Linked DNA regions of Homo sapiens: region 2 is linked to region 1. A link is an interaction called in ENCODE POLR2A ChIA-PET data of the cell type or tissue named here. Cell type or tissue: GM12878. All regions are shown on one strand. Each heading gives the region's core, and the rest is flanking DNA. Links, peaks and the distances in the headings are about the cores only. Region 1 has its middle 390 kb from the start of XYLT1. Region 2 has its middle 480 kb from the start of XYLT1.

What was found. Peaks named below come from ENCODE experiments on the same cell type or tissue, not always from the same donor. Only the 100,000 strongest peaks of a DNase experiment are listed, where the experiment ranks them.
Region 2: POLR2A ChIA-PET joins it to region 1 with 5 read pairs; 4 of 35 experiments call an interaction of 5 or more read pairs at or near these places.

What each region holds. Positions count from the first base shown.
Region 1 is chr16:17,073,304-17,081,636 of GRCh38, forward strand. No RefSeq gene overlaps it. Among named protein-coding and RNA genes, the nearest start is that of XYLT1, 390 kb to the right of the region's middle. In GM12878, for the core only: a CTCF peak has its summit at 3,148; a DNase peak (open chromatin) is centred at 3,200.
Region 2 is chr16:16,983,688-16,992,020 of GRCh38, forward strand. No RefSeq gene overlaps it. Among named protein-coding and RNA genes, the nearest start is that of XYLT1, 480 kb to the right of the region's middle. In GM12878, for the core only: no CTCF peak of the experiment used is centred there; a DNase peak (open chromatin) is centred at 5,481.

The DNA.
Region 1 (8,333 bases), core at 2,257-4,756:
ATATTCTGGTTGGGAGTTGGAGACAATTTCGTTGAATTCTAAATTACCAGACTCTTTAGTGAGCGTCAGGATCATCATGATGACTCTAGAAGGGAGGTGTTACGAATTCTATTTTGGCAGTCAAAAATGCAAACACTGAGAGAAGGATCTCACTGTGATCACATAGCTAATGACTGAGTCCAAATCAGAGTCCAGGTGTTCTAAATTCTTAGGTTTCTATCCTAATAGCAGCACTGCCCATGAGCTCGGTGAGCTGGGGCTTATTACTTAATTTGACCCCAGTTTCCACATTTTTTAAAACGGGGAGTGGTGCACATAGTTATCAGTAATTTCCAGAGTTACATATATGCAAAGTGCTCAGCAGTGTACCTGGCACATGTAATAAATTTAACCAACAAACCCCAGTGGTAGCAGCATTTACCTGTGATTTTGTTATCAACAGATAACAAAAAGTAATTATCTCTTTACAGTTGCTAGAGACATCTCAAAATAGTATTAATGCTCATCACTTCTTCAAATTCACACTAATTTCAGACACACCATTAGTTCTTGTTATTTAGTAAATTAATGAGGGAGCACACTTGGCAAGAAACGAAACAAGGAGTCTTCTGGGGGGATGGAAAGATTTCCCATTTCTTTAGAAGTGTGAGTTACAGAACCATATCCATTTGTCAAAATTGTTCAGTTCAGAACTGCAGACTCGCATGTAAATTTTCCCTACGTTGAAGACAATGAAAAAAGGGCAAATGATGTTTTCTGCAAGTTTCAGGAATCTATAAATAAATTGCAAGGCCATGTTTAAACACTTTTTTTAGAGCACTTTATAGTTGTTCAATCATCAACAGTATTGATATGCCAATTTCAATGCTTTTTTCCATCATAATCTGTTTATTATAGCAGATCTTCTAAAGGTTTCTTAACAGTTACTGCACTAGAACACTAGGGCAAATTTGTATTGTAAATGTAAATTTTGCATATATTGGAGATTTCAACATCTTAAAGAATGGTAGGATATTGATGATCGTGGAAGGTGGGAAATGGGTGCATGGGTTCATTATACTATTCTATTTATTCTTTTTATGTTGGATGTTTTCCATGATGAATTTTTAAAGATATTTTTAATGATAAATTTTTAAAAGAACCTCATATATTAGTTTATCACAACTTAAAAATATTGTGATAACTGTAGTTCAATATAATTGGTTTTTTTCTGAGTTACTATGCATTTTACTTTATGCATAGTAAAAACCCACTTTTTCTGAGATGAGATCCCTAGGCTTCACCAGACAACTGAAGATTTCCTTGACACTAAAATATTTAAGATCTCTTCTCCCTTTTCATGCTTTCCCTGAGCATGAGTTTTCAGCTTGCTTCAGAATCACAGTCTTACACATTTGCAGAGAGCTTTACAGTTTACAAAGTCTTTTCCCCCATCTTCACGCGTCATCTGCCTAGCTGTGGGGACTTGCAGATGGTACCTAGGACTAAAGATCAAGTTTCCAAAAGTTGTTCCTTTGGAAAATGAGGGATTTACCAGAAATGCTGATAATCCCAGTATCTGAACCTAATAAGCAATCTGTGAGATTAATTAGATAAGAGGTGGTCAGTTTTACTTTGAGAATGATCTGAAAAATAGGCATTTTTAAAATTAACAAAAACAATTTCTTTGCATGTGCTGAAGATCTACGTTTGTAAACCTCAAAATCTTGAAAACACCTCACTTGTTCAGAAACAAATCAAGATTAAGGAAAATTTTGAATTATGAAATATATTGAATTATGAAATACGTTATTTCTTTTAGGTCCAACCAGACATTCTAACTAAGCTAACAGAATGTTGCCCTAGAGGTCTAGTGTAGTAACTTTTTTTTTTTTTTTTTTTTTTTTTTTGAGACGGAGTCTCGCTGTGTCGCCCAGGCTGGAGTGCAGTGGTGCGATCTCAGCTCACTGCAAGCTCTGCCTCCCGGGTTCATGCCATTCTCCTGCCTCAGCCTCCCAAGTAGCTGGGGCTACAGGCCCCCGCCACCATGCCTGGCTAATTTTTTGTATTTTTAGTAGAGATGGGATTTCACCGTGTTAGCCAGCCAGTACAGTCTCGATCTCCTGACTCATGATCCACCCGCCTCGGCCTCCCAAAGTGTTGGGATTACAGGTGTGAGCCACTGCGCCCAGCCTAGAGCAGTAACTATTAAGAAACCTTTAAGCCAGGTGCAGTGGCTCACGCTTGTAATCCCAGCACTTAGGGAGGCCAAAGTGGGTGGATCACTTGAGGTCAGCAGTTCGAGACCAGCCGGGCCAATGTGGTGAAACCCATCTCTACTAAAAATACAAAAATTGGTTGGGTGTTATGGCCCATTCCTGTAGCCCCAGCTACTTGGGAGGCTGAGGCAGAGGAATCTCTTGAACCTGGGAGGTGGAGGTTGCAGTGAGCCGAGATCGCGCCATTGCACTCCAGCCTGGGCAACAGAGTGAGACTCCATCTCAAAAACAAACAAACAAACAAAAACAAAAACCTTTTTTTAACCTGCTATAATGAACAGATCATGATAGAAAAAAAAGCGTTGAAATTGGCACGTCAATGCTGTTGACAATTGAACAACTATAAAGTGCTCTAAAAAAGTTTGTTTAAACAATCTCTTGCAATTTATTTATATATTCCCGAAAGTTGCAGAAAACATTATTTGCCCATTTTTCACAGTCTTGTTTGATATGTGTCCCTAGCATTTAGTGAAACAGCTAGTACAGGTATATGCTCCATAAATATTGACTACATTCACGAATGAATGGAAATTTTTGGAAAGGCAAATCCCAATTCTGGAATAGCTCAGATGGTTCATAGAGTCAGAATCTGTGAGTTTTCCCCGATTTATAGGCAGCTCTGCAGAGGGGTGGGGCAGATCTGGAATAAACAGAAAAGCAGCAGATGAAAAGGCCATTCTTGTTGCAATGACGCATTGGCACCATGCGATTATTTGTTTTCTCTAATACAATGTGAAAAGTGCTAATGGGATTAGCCTTTTGTGATGAATGCTAATATGATATGAAAACAAATGCTAATATGCAATGTGAAATTGCTAACAAAGGAGAAAATTGCTAATAAAATTCAATGGACCTCAATGACAAATGCTTCATACATCTCCCTCATCTGGCCAGGGCTGTCTCATAGCACAGAAATGAAAGTGAACTGGGGAGAAATGCTAGCCTACGCGTTGCTTGGTGAGATGTGGATTTCAGTCACTTCCTCTGAAATGACCTCTGTGTGGGTGGGGACAGGAGAGAAGGTACACGTTGGACACACACAAACATACACACACACACACACGAGCTCCAAGGGCTGAAGGCTCCAGCTAGAAGGTATCCGTACGGAAGCTACAACATGCCCCATTTCTGTTTTTGTATTAGGCCTTTGAACTTTTCCAGAATGCTCTCCTATCTTTTGCACTGATTGGCCTTACTGTAACCTGTGCAATTGGTTGGGCAGACACTTAGATTCTCAATCCCCCAAATGGAAAAGCAGCCACAGAGAGAATGGACTTGCTTATGGCCACTAAAATAGCAGTGCCAGAACTAGATTCCACGTCTTGGGTCCTTCCCTTCCCTGCCCAACTTGCCATTTCATCCTCTCCCTCCGTCTCCTCCCCTCCATTTTCCTTACTCATCTCCTTCCTCTCCATCACTCCCTTTCTTCTCTTTCTCTTCCCTTCCCCCTTTACCTTCTCCACCCCCCATCATCCACCTCTTTCCTCTCCCTCTTCTCTTTTTTCTACTTCTCCTCTGTCTCTTTGCCATATCCTTCTCCATCTTCTCTTTCTCCAAAACTGTTGGTTCTTGTCATTATTGTCCAAGGGTCATTGGTATACCAGCAAAAGCTAGTGATTGTGAAAAAGGACTTTGGTTGGGGAGCAGCCCACTTTGGAGTGAAAGTTAGAGTAAGAACCTGGCTCAGCTACTCACAAATTCTCTGAAGATGCATAACTTCTCTGAGCCTTGGTTTTCCCATCCGCAAAATGGGTTTTTTCAAAGGGTGGGTGTGAATGGTTAATATGACAATGTGAACTAAAATTGTGACTATTCAGAAGTGGTCATGTGTGCGGGAGAATACTGGGAGGGAATATTGAAAAGCTAGAAATAGGTTATTAGGGTGATTTTTTTTTCTTCAACAATGTCCTTTATTAATGTTTCGTGATATTTTTATGATTTTCAACACTTTCAGGCACAATGTCTTCTTTTCCTTTTGATATTTATTAAATGGTTTATTTTAAATTATTGTGGCTGGGCGCGGTGGCTCACACCTGTAAATCCCAGCACTTTAGGAGGCTGAGGCGGGTGGATCATGAGGTCAGGAGTTCAAGACTAGTCTGGCCAACGTGGTGAAACCCCGTCTCTACTAAAAGTACAAAAAAATTAGCTGGTTGCAGTGGCAGGCACCTGTAATCCCAATTACTTGGGAGGCTGAGGCGAGAGAATCACTTGAACTTGGGGGAAGGAGGTTGCAGTGAGCCGAGATGGTGCCACTGCACTCCAGCCTGGGTGACAGAGTGAGACTCCATCTCAAAAAAAAAATAAATAAAATAAAATAAATTATTGTGGATCATAATTGAACATATTTATGTGGTGCATATGATATTTTGATACAGGTAAATTAATATTTTGTGACATCTCTTTAGTATCCTGAAATAAAATTCATAGATTATATAACTCACAGACACACATAATTTCATAAAAATTTAATGCTCTAATGGTATTATAAAGGAGGTGGAAGGAAAGTAATTTATATAAAATAAGTATTTTAGTATGCAAATACTTGGCCATGAACATAGAAGACATGCTGAGGTAGGTAGATGCTTGTACCTATATTGGGAATCACCATAAATGGGAGAGCCACAGAAGCCCACTGATGCGGATGTGTTTTATTGATAACTATAGTACCATATGTGGCTTTGCCAGCAGTGGTGTTGTTTTCTGAATTGATGCGCAACAGCTCGTCAGGTTCTGAATAACAAAGTGAAATTTACAATTGAATCCCAGACCTAGAAGTTTCGTTGTAAATTAAGACCGTGAAAAATAACTTTGTGTTTATGGGAAAAATTGAGTTTATAAGTAGGTTTTTCATCTACCTGAGTGTCCAGAATGGCATTTGAAAGTTAACTAGGATATGGGGCAATTCTGCATGGGCTGAGGTTGTCCTCTCTACCACACGGACCTGACCCTCTAAATGCCTGTAGTGACCCCCTCCTACCATTTTGGCAACAAAAAGCAACCTCATACATTTCTAAAACGCCTCCTGGGGAGGTAGGATCTTCCCTGCTGAGACCACAGCTATATTTAAATAATAATAATAATAATAATAATAATAATAATAATAATAATAATAAAGCAACCAAAGAGAAAACCATCCTCTGCTTTGGGCAGTCTTTGACAAGCTCTCGGCTTTTTTCTCTCCCGCCTCCCTCTCTCTCGTTGAGGCTAAAAGTAAATGAGAATGGTGGCACTGATCCCACATCTAGAAAATTGAAAAAGAATTCATTTTTTTTTAATCATCAAACCTGACAGATTAGGCATGTCTCTCCTGTCACATTTCTGTCTGTCCTCAGAGTTGTTGAACGGAATCTTTCCACGGATCCATGTTATTGCTAATAGGATTTGTCTCAGAGTAAGCATTCAGCCTCCCCTTGTTTCCTGAGACCACAGTGGACACTTTCCTCTTCTCCCTAAGCCCAACCTTCATTGTATTTCAGCTAATAAAATAATTTCCTGCCAGATGGTGGGGGAAAACATAGCCCCTGGGAGAAATGATGTTGCTGTCATGAAAGATTGGACTGGTCATGATGCATTTGGATTAAAGCCAGCCTTTCCGAAGGTGAGATTGGCAGTTGGGTTTGCAACAGGCAGTCCCATCTGGGCAAAGTAGACACTCCAGGACATCAGATCTCGCCGGTGGCAAGTGGGATTTATTTCATGCAATGGGTCCATGTAAGTCTTTTCCCACATCAGTGTTGTGTCTGCTTCAGAGTTGGGGGGATTTTCGTAGGACTTGGAATTTCAAAGGGAAAACATTTGGCTCAAGTTAGAATTTAAGGTTCTTCGGGAAAAAAAATTTCTATTCAGTCCTGTGATCCCAGCCCCAGCCTGGAGGAGGCAGAACCCTTCATTCCAAGCCATTTTCCTGAATTATATTATCTTCTAAGTTTCTTTCAATTCCTTATTTGAGACTTTAGACTAGGTTTCCTGTTCTTTAGAGTCTTGAAGGAAGGTACAGTTAAGGACTATTCCTCTCTCCTCAACTTTCTCCAAAGTATTGTCTTGCAAGAGTTCCCATGATTACTTCTAACCACTTAAATGTTTATTAAAGGCAATCAATCACTTCAAAGCAAAAATCTTAGATCTCAGTGAAATGAGGTTCCTTTTGTTCCCCATGACATTCTGCTCTATTTCCTCTAGGACTCAATGTTACACAAATCCTGCCACTCATCCTTGAACCACAACTTAATCACTCATGCAAAAATTAAGATTCGATCACTTGTGTAGAAATTAAACTGACCTTTTCCTTTACCTGTAAAATAGAGGCAATACTAGCATTTTCCCTTAGGAGAATTGTGAGGATTAAATAAGATTCAGGTGTACAATGCTCATTGCAGTGCCTGGCTAATAACAAGCCCTCAGTAAACTGTCGATCTAGCTTCATGTTAAACCTGTGCAGGAAATCTCATCTTCACTCAACTCTTGGGCTCCAAGCATCCTAGTCCAAAAGTTGCCCCAGCCAAAACTTAGGATTCTTCTCTTTTGCTTATGCTCTGTGCATCTAACTCATTGGTAAGTGCAGTGAGCTCTATCTAAAAAAAAGTCTGAGTCCATTTCTGTTTCCTGATCTCTACCACCACCAACATCCACTTTCCTCCTCCACCTTCCATTATCTTGGCTGTGGCAATTACATCCTAATTGATCTTTCTATTTTGACTCATGGCTTTTTAAAATCCATTTTCTTCATTGCAGCTGAGTCATCTTAATTTTTTTTTAAATTTAAGTTCTGAATGTGCAGGTTTGTTTTTAATTTAAGTGCATTATGTGCAGGTTTGTTACATAGGTATATATGTGCCATGGTGGTTTGCTGCACCTATCAACCCATCATCTAAGTTTTAAGCCCCATATGCATTAGGTATTTGTCTCAATGTTCTCCCTCCCCTTTCCCCCCACCCCCGACAGGCCCTGGTATGTGATGTTCCCCTCCCTGTGTCCATGTGTTCTCATTGTTCAACTCCCACTTATGAGTGAGAACATGAAGTGTTTGGTTTTCTGTTCCTGTGTTAGTTTGCTGAGAATGATGGTTTCCAGCTTCGTCTGTGTCCCTGCAAAGGACATGAACTCATTCTTTTTATGGCTGCATAGTATTCCATGGTATATATGTGCCACATTTTCTTTATCCAGTCTATCATTGATGGGCATTTGGGTTGGTTTCAAGTCTTTGCTATTATAAATAATGCTGCAATAGTCATCTTTTAAAAATTGAACTTTTGTCACTTCTTTCTTTAAAACTACCAGCGGCTCCCCATGCCTCTTAGAAATAAATTTAGACTCTGTACCCAAATTTTCATGATTTCATGTGATCAGATCCCTGCCCATATCTACAATCTCATCTTGTGCTTTTCCTTTTCTTCATCACGTTCCTGCTACACTGCTCCTCTGTAAGAGACTCATTTCTCCCTCCAGACTTTGAACTTGGATTTGTGAACCCAGAATTATCTGAGACAGGTCTCAATCAATTTAGAAAGTTTATTTTGCCAAGGTTAAGGACACACTGTGACACAGCCTCTGGAGATCTTGATGACATGTGCCCAAGGTAGTCAGGATACGGGTTGTGTTCATAGATTTTAGGGAGACATGAGACATCAATCAATACATGTAAGATGCACCTTTGTTCTATCTGGAAAGGTGGGACAACTCGAAGCAGAGGTTTCCCAGTCATAGATAGACTTAAAGATTTTCTGATTGGCAATTGGTTGAAAGAGTTATTATCTAAATACAAAGGAATGTCTGGGGTACAATAATGGGTTGTGGAGACCAAAGCTGTATCATGCAGATGAAGCTTCCAGGTAGCAGGCTTCTGGGAGAATAGATTGTAAATGTTTCTTATCAGACTTAAGGTCGGTGTTGATGTTAATGCTGGTCAGCTTTTCCTGAGTTCCAACTGGCCTTTCCATTATGGCCTGAACTAGTTTTTCAAGTTAACTTTGGATTGCCCTTGGCCAAGAGGAGGGATCTGTTCAGATGGTTGGGGGGCTTAGAATTTTATTTTTCATTTACAAGTTCTTTCAGCCTAGGAGGACTTTCCTTTGG
Region 2 (8,333 bases), core at 3,955-6,454, 88 kb before region 1:
CCCTGATTGACTGCGGGCCAGGTCTCCACTTCAGCCTCTGATTGGTGGCAGGCCAAGCCTTCATGGGGTGTAGCCAACTGGAGGCCTCTAAAGGGACCGAGGGGTGTTGCTGGGCTCTGGCTTCATGAAAACTCTAAGGAGGCTCTTGAGCCGCTTGCTCAAGCCCCCTCCCACTCTGTGAGCTGTCTTCAATAAATCTGTGCTTTCATCACTCCATTCTGCTGCGTTGTCCTCCATTGCTTCGTTCTTTTGTTACTGTCTGTGTTGTTCAATACGCCAAGAACCTGGACAACTCGATCCAGTAACCCTTCGTACTACTATCTCCATTACTACCATGATAACTACTGTTGCTGCTGCTTCTATTTTATTACTCTGACTGCCGCTACGTTACTACTATTACTACCTTTAGTATTGCTGCTGCTGCTGCTACTATTACTATTATTGCCACCACTACTTTTGGTATTACTACCACTACCGTGATGGTTACTGCTCTTACTGCCGCGGCTACCAGCAGTCGCCGTTTTATTTTTAACACCTCCTGAGTGCACATCAGTTTATATGTGTGAAGTCACTTAATACAAATGCCGGCCAGGCGCGGTGGCTCGCGCCTGTAATCCCAGCACGTTGGGAGGCCGAGGCGGGCAGATCACCTGAGGTCGGGAGTTCAAGACCAGCCTGGCCAACATGGTGAAAACCCCGTCTCTACTAAAAATACAGAAATTAGGCGGGCGTGATGGCACGCGCCTGTAATCCCAGCTACTTGGGAGCTGAGGCAGGAGAATCGCCTGAATCCCGGAGGTGGAGGTTGCAGTGAGCCAAGATGGCGCCACTGTACTCCAGCCTGGGCAACAGAGGGAGACTCTGTCTCCAAAAAAAAAAAAAAAAAAAAAAACCTGCCAACCAGTGTGAGGAATACTAACTCTGTTGTTCAGATGAAGATCTTGAGGCTCAAACATTATGGTAACTTGTTTAATATCACCCAGTGAGTGACAGAACTGGGGTGTGAAGCCAGATTTCTGACTCTATTTCTCAACCAGGATGCTCTACTGGGGGTGGCGGTGGGGAGAGAAGAAAACCATAGCAGACGATTCACCTGCTGAATGGCTGTAATTCCCATGTGAGGAGATATGAATAGTGTGAAATCCAACAAGGAGACCCTTGTTATAAGGATGCAGGTACAGGGCGCCCTCCCCTTCTAAGCTTCCTGGCTAGATCTCTTGCTTTTTCTCTCATGCATTCACACTTAGATATACACACAGCATATCTTTGAGCATACAATTTCACTTAGCTGACCTATTTTATTTTAAAGAGGAAATGAGCTAATGCCCTAGATTTCAGAGAAGACTGACATATCCCCGTTTATCTTTCTGCTCACTGCTGTTATTCTAAATCCCAAACCTAAGTCGACAGGTTTTCTTAATAGGCTAGGGTAAAGGAAACCTGGGGGCTTCTCTCTGCCTTCCCCTCTCCTTCCCCATCCTAGCCTCAACATTTACTCATTATCCATTTGCTGCCAAACAGAGCTCAAAAAAGGGAGATCTGCTAATTATTTCATTTGATAAACACATGGATTGAGTGCCTAATAATAGCTAATACTTTTTGTGCTTTAACCATAAGCTAGGCCTTTGCACATATAATGCATTTCATTCTTACAATGGCCCTATGAGATGAGACCATTATCATCCCTTTAGAGAGGCCAGACAATGAAATCTCAGGTTAAGCAACTTTCCCAAGGTCCCTCAACTTTAGCAGAATTAGGGCTTCACTACATTGTGCAAAATAATGATTTGGAAACAGTTTCATGCCATGGGAGATAATATACAGATAAATAAGGCTCAACTCCTTGTGTCAAAGATGCTGAAAGCATGGTTATGGCTAAAGATGGGGAAACAAGCAAACATAAGCTTGAACAAAGGACAAGGGTGGACTAGCAGGTTGGGGGAGGAGTAAGAAAAAGGGCTGAATCTGGGCTGCATAGGAAACTAACCAGCTTCGAGACCCTAACTTGTATAGTGGGTTTCAGTGTTGAAGGGCCAGTGAGTTTGAGGCAGAAATAGGCAGGACAGAGGGGCCTGCAGACTGATTGTATACAATCTGCTGCTGCAGTATTCACAATACCAAAGGCAGGAATCAACCCAGGTGCCCATCAATGGTAGACTGGATAAAGAAAATGTGGTACATATACATCATGGAATACTATGCAGCCATGAAAAAGAACAAAATCATATTCTTTGCAGCAACATAAATACAGCTGGAGGCCATTCTCCTGAATGAAATAACACAAACGGAAAACACAAAATACTGCATGTTCTGACTTATAAGTGGGAGCTAAATCTTGGGTACCCACAGAAATAAAAATGAGAATAGACACTGGTGACTCCAAAAGGAGGAAAAGAGGGGGGCAAAGGCTGAGAAACTTATTAGGTACTATGTTCACTATCTGGGTGATGGGATTAATAGAGGCCCAAACCTCAGCCTTGCACAATATACCCATGTAACAAACTTGTACGTGTACCCCCTGAATCTAAAATCAAAATAATAAAAACTGCTACAGTTTGAAATGGGCCAGCTCCAAGTCTCACCCTGGGTGCTATATTTTCTTCAATATAATGAAGTGCTGCCTGTACCCATGTGCAAAGGAGAAGTAAAGGGCAACAGCTCTTTGTCTTAGCCCAGAAACCTCAGGATATAAGCCCTGGGAGGAGACAGTCTTTAGTAAGAAGACCCTCACAGAGGTCTGATGAGCTACTTCAAATTATACCTGGCCTGTGCTTGCTTTTGAGGTTTGAATAAGAGTTAATTGGCTGGGTGTGGTGCCTCACACCTGTAATCCTAGCACTTTGGGAGGCTGAGGGGGGCAGATCACCTGAGGTCAGAAGTTCAAGACCAGCCTGGCCAACTTGGTGAAACCCTGTCTCTACTAAAAATACAAAAATTAGCTGGGTGTGGTGGTGGGTTTCTGTAATCCCAGCTACTCAAGAGGCTGAGGCACAAGAATCGCTTGAACCTGGGAGGTGGAGATTACAGTGAGCCAAGATCCCACCACTGCACTCCAGCCTGGAGGACAAAGCTAGACTCCGTCTCAAAAAAGTTAAGTCAAAAGGGAAAGTTGCATCAGGCAGAAGAAACAGATTAACTCCATGCCCCATTATTTCCCCTATGTCAGGGATGGAGGGAATAGTACCTTTCTCTTCTTGTCTTCCTATACCTATCTGCCTTCTCTTACCCTCTCTACCTATTCCTTTCTTCACTGCTTTTGGAGGGAATGGAATGCCAGCTAGGTTTGTTTGAGACATTGTTTACCAGTGGGTGGCGATGCTACTGAAAAACTGGGGGTTTGGTCTGGGTCCTGTTGCTCACCACACAGAAAGCCCATCACTGAGATGACCAGTATTGCTAAGGACGAAAGCTTTGATCCAGTGCCAAGGAGATGGGAACTCATTCTCAAACCCATCTCCCTGACCAATGAAAACTAAGGGGTTTATATAGCAGGGAAGAAATGTAACAATGTGTGAAAAAGCAGTTATAGTGAGGGGCAAGGAAGCAATCTCATGAATGAGGGATCCCACATTTTGCTGTCTGAATGTGGTGATCTGGTGAGTTTCAGTTCTTTAATAGTTTTTTAAAAAGAGGCCTGAAGGTCTTTTCCTGAGGAAGAAACTCAGATAAAAGAAATGTAAGAGTGGGGCCTGGTGGCTCATGCCAGTAATCTCAGCACTTTGGGAGGCCAAGGTGGGTGGATCACCTGAGGTCAGGAGTTTGATACCAGCCTGGCCAACATGGCAAATCCCACCTCTCGCTTGAACCTGGGAGGCAGAGGTTGCAGTGAGCTGAGATTGCGCCACCGCACTCCAGCCTGGGTGACAGAGTGAGACCCTGTCTCAGAAAACAACAAATGTAAGTTTCAAGCTTTAAGAACAGAAGGATCAATTTCTGTGTTTATCCAAAAAAAACTAGTTGACTATTGGGTCAGTTTCAGTGATGTTCATAAAAAGCTCAGACCTAACCCTTTTCATTCCCCTCCCTCTCTGGTTTTTCTCCTACACCATCTGGCCAGCTCCCAAACTAAGGTCCTTATTGTACCCTGGCCACGAAAAGCCTGAGCGTGAAGATCATTGAGTGTGAGGGCATCTTGCAGCCGCATAGAAGGTAGTGGGGATCCAAGTGCAGGATTTGGGCTGAGGTGGGGCCTCCAGACCCTTGCAGTAAGCTCCAACTGAGCCATGTCAGAGCTCTGCACTGGGGTCACCAGGTCAAGCTGTTGATAAAATGGTGCTTTGATGTTTTCCTGCAAACCTTCCATATCCAGTCCCCTTGGGAACATTCAGGGTGGCCAGGATGACTGTTGACAGCACATGAAAACTTTCCCTTGATTTTTATTTTATTTTTTATTTTATTTTAAGACAGAGTCTCTTGCTCTGTCACCAAGGCTGGAGTGCAATGGTGCGATCTCGGCTCACTGCAACCTCCACCTCCTGGATTCAAGTGATTCTCCTGCCTCAGCCTCCTGAGTAGCTGGGATTAGAGGCACCTGCCACCATGCCTAGCTTATATATATATATATATATATATATATACACGTGTGTGTGTATATATATATATATATACACACACACACACACGTATATATATGTGTACATATATATATATATACACGTGTATATATATATATATATATATATATATATTTTTTAGTAGATATAGGGTTTCAGCATGTTGGTCAGGCTGGTCTTGAACTCCTGACCTCAGGTGATCCACCCACCTCAGCCTCCCAGAGTGCTGGGATTACAGGTGCCAGCCACCATGCCTAGTTACGTTCCCTTGATTTTTAACTTTCAGCATCTTCCCATCCTTGTATCTTTTCTTAATCTTCTGGGTCATTCTCTCTTCCTCATTATCCATCAAGATTCAGCTCATCTGCTGTTCTTTTTCCAATTCCCTCTATGAAAAAAAAAATGAGAAATCCCCTCCTCTTGCCTGTAAGCTCTAATGGCACTGTTGTAGCTTTTTGTTTCTGTCATTGCCTTGACTGGTTTGTGAGCTTCCTGAGAAAAGATTTTGTGTATCTGATTCATCTGGGGGTGTCCAGTGCTTAGTGAATTGCCTGTCATTAAATAATTCATTCATTAAACAAAAAATGTAAGGGGTGCCTCTATGTGCCAGATGCTATGTTAGAGTCTGGGATACATTAATAAGTTCCCTGTCCCAAGAAACTTGGAGTCTAGTGTGGGAGAGAGGCATCAGTAAAATAATCACACAAATACATTTAAACTGACACCTGAGGTACATAAGCCTTTGAAAGCACATGGGAGGGGACTAGAGCTTGTTGGAAAGGTCAGTGAAGCCTCAGGAGGAAGTAATGTTAGAGCTGAGATCTGCAGGGAGAGTGGCCCTAACCAGGTGAACATTCCAGGTAGAAGAAACATGGTGTAAAGCCCCGGGCTGGAGATGAGTACAGCATGCTAGGGGAAGTGAGAGAAAGCTCACTGTAGCCAAAGCAAAAGGGGCTAGAGTCAAAGAGAGACAAGGAAGTAGTGCTTCTGTGTCTCAGAAGCTCAGAATTGATGAGCCGTGGCTAAAAGATGGGTCTTCATCCCACAATTGTGTGCTCGGCACAACATAAGGGGCTCCCTGAATCTCCTCAGATTCCTGAATGCTGGAGGCTTTGGTCTTCCACACAGATAAACTGGCCCCTTTCTGCCCTCATGGCATGTGCATTAATGATGTGGGTGTGGATCAGTGTTTTTACAAGTTGGATCACCCGGACCACCCTGGGATGCAGCGGAAGATGTGACAGAGAAAAGTCGATCATGAGGGCGTCTTTGTGTAGCCTGTTCCAGGAGAGAAGGAAATACAATCCAGAACTGGAATGTCTTTCAATTTCCATAAGCAAATGGAAAGGATCTTAATTGAGCCAGGATATCTTCAGTGCTGTGCCTGTTTTCATGATGCTGTTCTCTTTCCTGGATCTCTGCCCATGAGTGTAGGGTGTTCTGTCTGGCAGAGAAAGCATCTCATACAAGGAGCCCTCATACAAGCTACATAAAATCTCAGTGGTCTCAGAGCTTTAGAGTAAAATGGGAGAGGAAGATAGACATTAAAGTAATGATATCCAAATAATTATTTAAAATTGCATTTGGCATAAACACTATTACTTATTTTTTGAGAGATGGAGTCTCGCTCTGTCACCCAGGCTGGAATGCAGTAGCATGATCTAGGCTCACTGCAACCTCTGCCTGCAGGGTTCAAGTGATTCTCCTACCTCAGCCTCCTGAGTAGCTGGGATTACAGGCACCCACCATCACGCCTGGCTAATTTCTGTATTTTTAGTAGAAACGAGGTTTCATTATGTTGGCCAGGCTGGTCTTGAACTCCTGACCTCAAGTGATCCACCCACCTCGGCCTCCCAAAATGCTGGGATTACAGGCGTGAGCCACTGTGCCTGGCCATGTTTGGCATAAATATTATAAGAAAGAAGTACAGGGCACTGAGACATATAGCCCAGTCTGGTCTCGGTGTCTGGGTAGAGTGATGCCATTTTCTGCAACAGGAAACCCAGAAGGATGACCAGGTTTGGAGCACAGGATCAGATCCCTGCCCATGAGCACTGGGTTTTCTGTCTGGCAGAGAAGGGAACCCATACAGGGGGCCCTCTCTTTGGGGCAAACTGCCCCTACCTCCCATCTAGATATTTTATGAAGAGCTCTAGTTACTGCTTCCAATCTAATATCACCTCTGCAAGAAGAGGTTGAGAAAGAGGGAGGAACCAAGGATGACTTCCTTGTTTAGGGCCAAGTGACTAGGTGGATGTTAATGGCATAAACACAAGAAGAGGTTTAGGGGAGAAACCAATAAGCTCAATTTTTGTCTTGATTTGTTTGAGGAGCTGAAGAACATCCAGTTGGATACCCAAAAGGTAGCTGGAGATCGGAGCCTGGGCTTGAGAAAGTTGGGTGCTTGAAGACTCAGAAATGTTTGAGCAACTTTGTCTAGGAAACCTTTCTCTTCTTGGAAACAGCCAATTTCCCATCTTTAAAATCTCCCTGGAAGATAGGTAGAAATACCTAGTACCAGCCGGGTACAGTGGCTCCCAGCTATAATCCCAGCACTTTGGAAGGCTGAGGCAGGTGAATCACCTGAAGTCAGGAGTTCAAGACCAGCCTGGCCAATATGGCAAAACCCCGTCTCTACTAAAAATAGAAAAATTAGCCAGGTGTGGTGGCGGGCGCCTGTAGTGCCAGCTAGTTGGGAGGCTGAGGCAGGAGAATCACTTGGCGGAGGTTGCAGTGAGCCAAGATGGCACCACTGCACTCCAGCCTGGGCCACAGAGTGACTCTGTCTCAAAAAAAAAAAAAAAAAAAAAAATTCCTAGAATACAGCCCACAGCTCCAAATTACATTTTTAGGCAGTTTTCACACCATCCTAAAGAAAAAGTCAGGCAGCCTAGACAAAGGTATTCCTAGCTGCCCACACAATCCTTCTTTACCTTCTTCTGCTATGTCATCAAGCCAAGCAGCACAATTATTTTTCTTTCATATCATCATGGATTTCAATTTTTGTAACTTCTTTAAAATTTCTAATAGAGCTCTTTCATGTATCCATTCATTCATTCAATGCTGTGTGCCAGTCATTGAAGAAAACTACACAAAATCTCAGTGGCCTTAGAGCTTAGAGTCAAGTGGAAGAGGCAGACAGACATTAAACTAATGATATCCAAATAATTATTTTAAATTGGCATTGTCATAAATATTATAGGAAAGAAGTACAGGGCACTGGGGGATGTAGCCCAGCTTGGTCTCAGGTCTTGGATAGAGAATGATCAGTTTGCTGGGATGGGAAATTCAGGAGGAAGACCAGGTTTGGGTGTAGAGGGGCTTTAAAACGGTAAATAAGACTCAAACACTAGCCGGGCACAGTGGCTCACACCTGTAATCCCAGCACTTTGGAAGGCCGAGGCAGGCAGATCATTTGAGGTCAGCAGTTCAAGACTAGCCTGGCCAACATAGCAAAACCCCACCTGTACTAAAAATACAAAAAATTAGCCAGTTGTGGTGGTGCACGCCTAGAATCCCAGCTACTCTGGAGGTTGAGGCAAATCAAACACCTGTGGAACTCACTATGTGCACTGGGCACCATTCTAAGCAGGTTTCAACCATCCGCTCATATAATCCTTACAGCGATCTTATGAAGGAGGGACCAGCATTATCCTTATTTTACAGATGGAGGCGCCAAAGGGGCTAACATGTTTTTCCAAGTCTCCACAATTAACAAGAGACAGAGCCAGGATATCAAATCCAGACAGACTGCCAGAATCCACCCTCTCTACCACTGTA